Regions from separate parts of the Homo sapiens genome. Here region 2 is linked to region 1. Evidence: chromatin loops called from intact Hi-C (ENCODE). Cell type or tissue: heart left ventricle. All regions are shown on one strand. Links, peaks and the distances in the headings refer to the core of each region. The heading gives the core; the rest is flanking DNA.

Region 1 (2,904 bases), core at 157-2,656:
CAAGGTACTGAAATGTTTAACTGCTGCTACCACTGCTGAGGTACTTTCTCGTCAAGAGAGATTTGCCTTTTTCATCATGAATTCTTTTGTTTTTCCCTGTGGCCAGCTGCTACAAAGATGCAGTCAATTTAGATTAAACAGGCTGAGGAGTGCTATTCAATATGTCACCCAGGCACACTTCTCTAAATACAGTGTGCAGCAGGTACAGCTTAAAAAGAAAAGTCAGGGGGCTGTTCACAGAGGGGCATGCACTTTGTTTTAAGTCTGGGAACAAGAGACGGATCCTTGGAGTGCAGATGTGGGTTTTTCCATATTCAGCGCTGGGAGCAGCTCTTGCCCTTTCTTTCTGCCTGTCTTCACCCTCGTCCCGCTCCTCCCCTTCCCCTGCTGCCACTGGTTTCTATCTCCATTGTTCCCTTAAGCCCAGCAGCCAATGTGCAGCCAGGCCCAGCACACGCTCCGCAGCCAGCAACTTCCTCTGAAGCTGCAACGCATAATTACAACCAGCTGCTCTGGGCTGCTGGCTGGCCAGCTCTGCAAACAAGCATCCCGATACCTCGAGTTCCTGGGAGGCAACAGCCTGATCTTGGCAGCAACAAATTCTCTGAAGGAAGTGCCCACACCCTTGTAAGAAGAGGGAGCAGCCCTTCTCTCTCTCCTGTGGCTTCCAGAGGCCAGCGCTGGTTCTGGTCCGGTTTCTCCTCTCGCAAGAGACTCTTGCATGTCAGTCAGAGAGAGCTGGTTCTATTGTTAATGGGAAGGTGCCTGCTTTCACCTGCAGCTGCCTTCATCCGACTGGCCTATTGTCTGACTGGTGTGACCACCAGCAGAATGGCGTGTCTTAGGCAGTAGCACTAGGAGCCCTGGCTTCTGGTCAGCCTCTCAGCTGAGGCATTTTGTGAATGTGTACAGAGAGATAGGGGTAGGAAACGTGAACTGCCCTCGGCTAGCATGAGGCTAAAAGACAACTGATGTTGCTTAAAAAAATACCAGTGAAAATCCAAACAAGCCTAACTTAACTTCCCTAAGGAGAGCAGCATGTGGGCAAGAGAGCTGAGGGTTCGTCCAGGCCCCGCCTCAGAGCTGCGGGTTCATTTTGGGGCCTCAGTGATCTTTCAGGCTTGGCTACAAGGATGACTCTGATCCAAAATTAGGCTTTGAATGTGTAACACAAGGCTCTTGGCCCCACCCACCGCCTCTCTCTGCCCTATGCTGTTTCTTTAGAGCCTGGCTGTGGGCCAGAGCTGGCCCTTCTGGCTCTTGGGGGAAGGGCTGGCCACAGCGTTCTGTTTCCAGGCAGGGCTTTAGCGTGGGTGAAGGTGCATGGCGCAATTTGGGAAGAGGAGGGGAGATCAATACACTTGGAAAGGGCACCCAACCCTAGAATCACCAGCCCCGTCAATCTAAAGCTGGAGAGGGCCCTGCAAGGGGCAGGTGTGCCACCTGGGGCTGCCGCATTGCCCCCACCCACCTGTGCCTCCCAGCCCAGGCTCCTAATAGTCCCACTGAGCGCCAGCCAGGCCAGGAGGACTGCCCTGTCATGCCCAATAGCAGCCTCCGAGGTGGGAAGCAGCTGGGAGTCTGCTGTTGAAAAGGAGCTGCTCATTTTACAGGGCAATTTCCCAGGGATGCCTGCCCTGGCAGTAGTGGCTCAAGTGGGGCAGACAGGAACATCTTCGAGAAGATTCGTTCTTTCTGTCTGAGCTTGGGCAGTCATGCCATGGCCAGCAGCAGCCAGCTGTCTATTATATTGGGTTTCCCATTTGCAGACCTCTTTGTTTCAGTATTAAAAAATCTCGGGAAACTTTTCTGGCTGAGTGGTACTGGGCAGGTACTCGGGGGCACTTGCTGGGAAGGAATAATAGCAGACAGGTTTGGCAAATGGGATGCAGAGAATTAAGTCGTTGTTGGATATGTGTGAACAATGGGGTTGGTACATTATCAGCTATAGCTTTTCTGTGTCTCTTCATCAGTTTCTAATAAGCTTTACAATTTAATTTCCGACAGGAAAAAAGTATCAGTTTAAGGTGCTCTTTTGGTGTTCAACCCATGCTTTCTCTTCTGATTCTTAAGCCTGGCTACACTTTAGAAGCTCATACAAGCTCATGTCCGTAATAGCATCACGACGCAGCTATTTCAGCCTGCAGATGACTTGTGCAGCATGACTGGATCCTCCACTTAGAGCAGTCTGGAGGGCCCAGTGACGCAGTAATATGATTTTCGGCAGGTTTTTCTTCGGGCTTACAAGGAGGAGCAAGCTTAACAAGCAAACAGTCATGCCTGAGTTCTCACTTTCCTGCAAACTTTACTTGAGAACCTCAGAGATGAGAGTTGCTTTAGAAGCCTTCCTAGAGAAGGAATATGGAGAAGGCACCTGTAGCCCTGTGAGATCAGTAAGTGGAGGGGAAAAAAAAAAAGATGTACAAAAACAGAAAGAGAAAAAAAAGCCAGTCTTCAGGGTTATAAAAAATGAAGTTGGGAAGGATAAGCGCTGGGTTTCAAGGCTTAGATTATTCTAACTCTGTCTGTAATTACCTGCATGGAGTTGGCAGTTTACTGACTTCTTCTAGTTTAGGTTTTCTCATTTGTAAAATAGAGGAGATTATACCATTTCTCTGCCATTCTACCATGGGGAAGCGTGTGTGTCTGTGACTGTGGAGTGAGGGGGAGAGAGGAAGCATGCTAAAAACGTTAAAAGTAGTGTAGAAATGCATTTTGCAGTAGTAAAGTTAACTATTGGTAATAATAGCATCTACTTGTGCACCTTCTACAGGTTATCTGTTTATATTTAAATGAATCATTAGGTCCAGCCATGGAAGTGGATTTAATGAAATACTGTCGACCAATGAATGAAGAAATATAAGTACTTTTTCATCTTCTTATTTTGAGAGAAAAAAATCATAT
Region 2 (2,904 bases), core at 164-2,663, 140 kb before region 1:
AGACTCATGTCTTTAAATAGTTTGTTTACTCTGCCTTCCTGGATCAAATCTATACCATCATGTGCTGCATTAGGGCTTTTCTCCCAGAAGGTTGAAACCTCCCATGATTGTAGAGGCAGCACCTTGGCTGTATTACCCTAGCCTGAGATTTCCTTTGGAGTGCATTCGGTCTGGCCGTCAGGTTGTCCTGCTCACTGTGCAGCATGATCCCCCTGACATTCCATCCTTTGGAGCCCCAGTAACCACAGCAGGAGGGCCAGCAGCTGAGGCTGAGCCAGAAGAGACCTGTTCTAGCTGGATCTGCACAGCCTGGTCTCTGGGTCTAAAATAAAACTCTTAACTTCTCTGCCAATGAGCTCTGCCAGGCCTGATGACGTAACAGGTCCCTTCAGTTCTATTTGCAGGCAAGGTCCATTTACATCAGGATTTCATCCAGGTAAGGGGGAATTTGGGAGGGGGAGGGAGTGAGGGACTCTCAGAGAATGGACCTGTCTTCCCATCATGCATGGAAAAGGTCTGAAAGAGCTGGTGAGGTGCCAAAGTAATTGTACACGTCATCTTGAGCTGTGCAAAGAGGAGCAGGCCTAGCTATAGCTAATTGCTATCCTCCGGCTATATGCTCCCCACTGAATACCAGAGAGGGGAATCTGTTCGGTGCATAACAAAGAAAAATCACAAGTAAAATAAAGCTAAGCAGCAGCCGGCCAACGCTGTGATGCTGCGACCGCCAACCATGGCCAGCCACACACAGGGAAACTCGGATTTGTCCTCACTCATCTTCTCTCAGGCCTTCTAATTAAGAAAACCTTAAACTTGGAACCAATTTACTCCTTTCTCGCTCATTTAAGTCATCACCCTGACCCATCTCTGATGAAGACAGAGCACTTCAAACAATGGAGAGTAGTTCCTAAGATAGCCGGTGGCCAACGTGAACTTCCTAATTAAGGACCCACACAAAAGTAACTTTCTCTTCTTCTGGGCTCTTTGTGTTTGTAAAAATGCGGCTTCAAGCTGAACAAACTATTTGATCATCTTCCCGCTTCCTTCCTCCTTTCCTGTCTGTCTGTCTGTAATGTTTCTCAGCTGATCAATAGCTGTCTCTCTGTGTCATGAAGTGTGCAATAAGCTGTTCTTTTTCTTTTGTCTCAAAGCCAGAAGACGCTGTATGGAAAGACCAGTTCCTCTTCTCCCACCCTTCTAGCTGTGCGTGGCAGCCCAGTGGAGGTCTGGACGCTTGCCACTGAGTGCCAAGAGCAAAACCCAGGCCAATCAGCAGGACGGATCCAAGCCCCTGACTGCAGCAGAGGTGCCTCTCCGCAGCCAGGCTGCAGCCACCCACAGCCTTGGGGCTGCCCTGACCCTGCCTCAGGCAGGAGCCCCGCCTCCTTCTCAAAGGACGTCACAGAGTACCTGCCCTTGGGGTGCCACACATCTTTCTTTGCTCTCTTTTTTCAGATTCAATTTGCCTGAATAGGAAGAACCTCTCCTTCCTGCCTAATCTATTCCCAGAAATCCCAGCTGCTCTCCCCAACTTTCACAGAGCAAATCAGTAGGCCCACCACTGTCCATGTTGGAGATCACACTGAGCCTCGTCTGGACCCCCCACTGCTTCTGGAGCATCTCCACAGACGGTCAAATCTGCATATCCAAACCTGAATCCTTCATCTTTCTCTCCCACTTGACCCCCAATTGGCAACAACACCCTGCGCTCCAGGCTGAGGGTCAGGCTTAACTGTCCCCTCTCCTCATCTCCTACATCCTCTGCAAGCTTTCTAAATTTTATTTCACACACATTTCTCAAATCCAGCCCCCAGAATCTAGAGATAAGACCACAGCCCTAGTTCAAGCCCAAATCCATCCTCCTCACTGCCCTTCTTGCCCCCTCTTCTTTCCAGGGGCCGCCTAACACAGAATTCTAACTCCATTGCCCTGTGTCCCTCTGCCCTACCCTCCGAGCCCCCCAATAACATCTGAGAACCCATGTTCCTCTCCACTGTCACCCACTCAATCCTTGCAGCAGGGACCTGCACTGGTTCCTACCCCGCCACAGGAAGCTTCCTGCTTCCTGTTCAGGCTCCACCCTCTCCAGAGAAAGGCCCCTCCTCCCCTTCACCCAGCTAATAACTCTGACTTTGTTCACGGACTCCCCACCTCCAGACTGGGCTAAGTGCTTCATACACATTTCTGTCATTGGATCAAGCTCCTAAAGGGCAGGGACTGGGTAATATTTCCCTGTGTAGTCTCAGCACCCAGTTACACACTGTGGGCTCCTGTTACACACAGCAGGTTCTCAGCAATTGGGATATTGCATTTGTACTTTCAGATTACTAGCTGATGCTCTCTATTACCTACCACAGGGCAATCAATACCTAAGTATGCCTTAGACCCATTCTGGTGCTACCTATTTAAAGAAGGCAGACTCCTAGACACCAACGGTTGTGTCTATGGAACATATTTTGTCTAGCAACTTACGCACTTTGGGGTACTTAATAACTTGATGGAGTTGAAGATGATGACGGTGACAATGACGTCAACCAGGACAGGAAACTGGAGATGATTAGACATCCTTTATTCTCCAAGGCTGTGTAGCTGCTTAAAACAGTTCTCGATGAGTCACAGAATGACAGCTCATTTATCTTGAAACCTTAACTAACCAGAATACAGCATGGACCCTCAGTCAGACACACTTCTGAGAAGCTGAAATACGTATCCGAAAGTTCACATGCTTGTCCACACACAAGTTAAAGAGGTAACTTGTGGAAGGGGTCATCTAGTCTGCATTCAGGGCCTATTTATTCTTGCTTAACATTCACCTTGATAATCTATGCGATCTCATTCCTCAGTCACAGCAAGTTATTTGATGTAAAATATGAGAAGAGGCGAGGTGGCAAGAGGCTGCTGGGG

Evidence for each region. Peaks named below come from ENCODE experiments on the same cell type or tissue, not always from the same donor. Only the 100,000 strongest peaks of a DNase experiment are listed, where the experiment ranks them.
Region 2: a loop joins it to region 1, with 2.5 times the contacts of the local background. A loop is called at or near these places in 6 of 110 quality-filtered maps.

The regions. Positions count from the first base shown.
Region 1 is chr4:140,237,339-140,240,242 of GRCh38, forward strand. It overlaps LOC124900784 (a long non-coding RNA gene), which reads left to right and starts at 2,264. Exons shown (of 2, transcript XR_007058280.1): 1 at 2,264-2,393; 2 at 2,774-2,904. In heart left ventricle, for the core only: no CTCF peak of the experiment used is centred there; DNase peaks (open chromatin) are centred at 463 and 1,223; H3K4me3 peaks cover 960 bases; H3K27ac peaks cover 2,014 bases.
Region 2 is chr4:140,093,729-140,096,632 of GRCh38, forward strand. The region is part of intron 1 of MAML3 (mastermind like transcriptional coactivator 3); the gene reads right to left. Among named protein-coding and RNA genes, the nearest start is that of MAML3-AS1, 33 kb to the right of the region's middle. RefSeq lists an enhancer at 1,307-1,356. In heart left ventricle, for the core only: no CTCF peak of the experiment used is centred there; DNase peaks (open chromatin) are centred at 1,273 and 2,063; H3K4me3 peaks cover 1,121 bases; H3K27ac peaks cover 2,500 bases.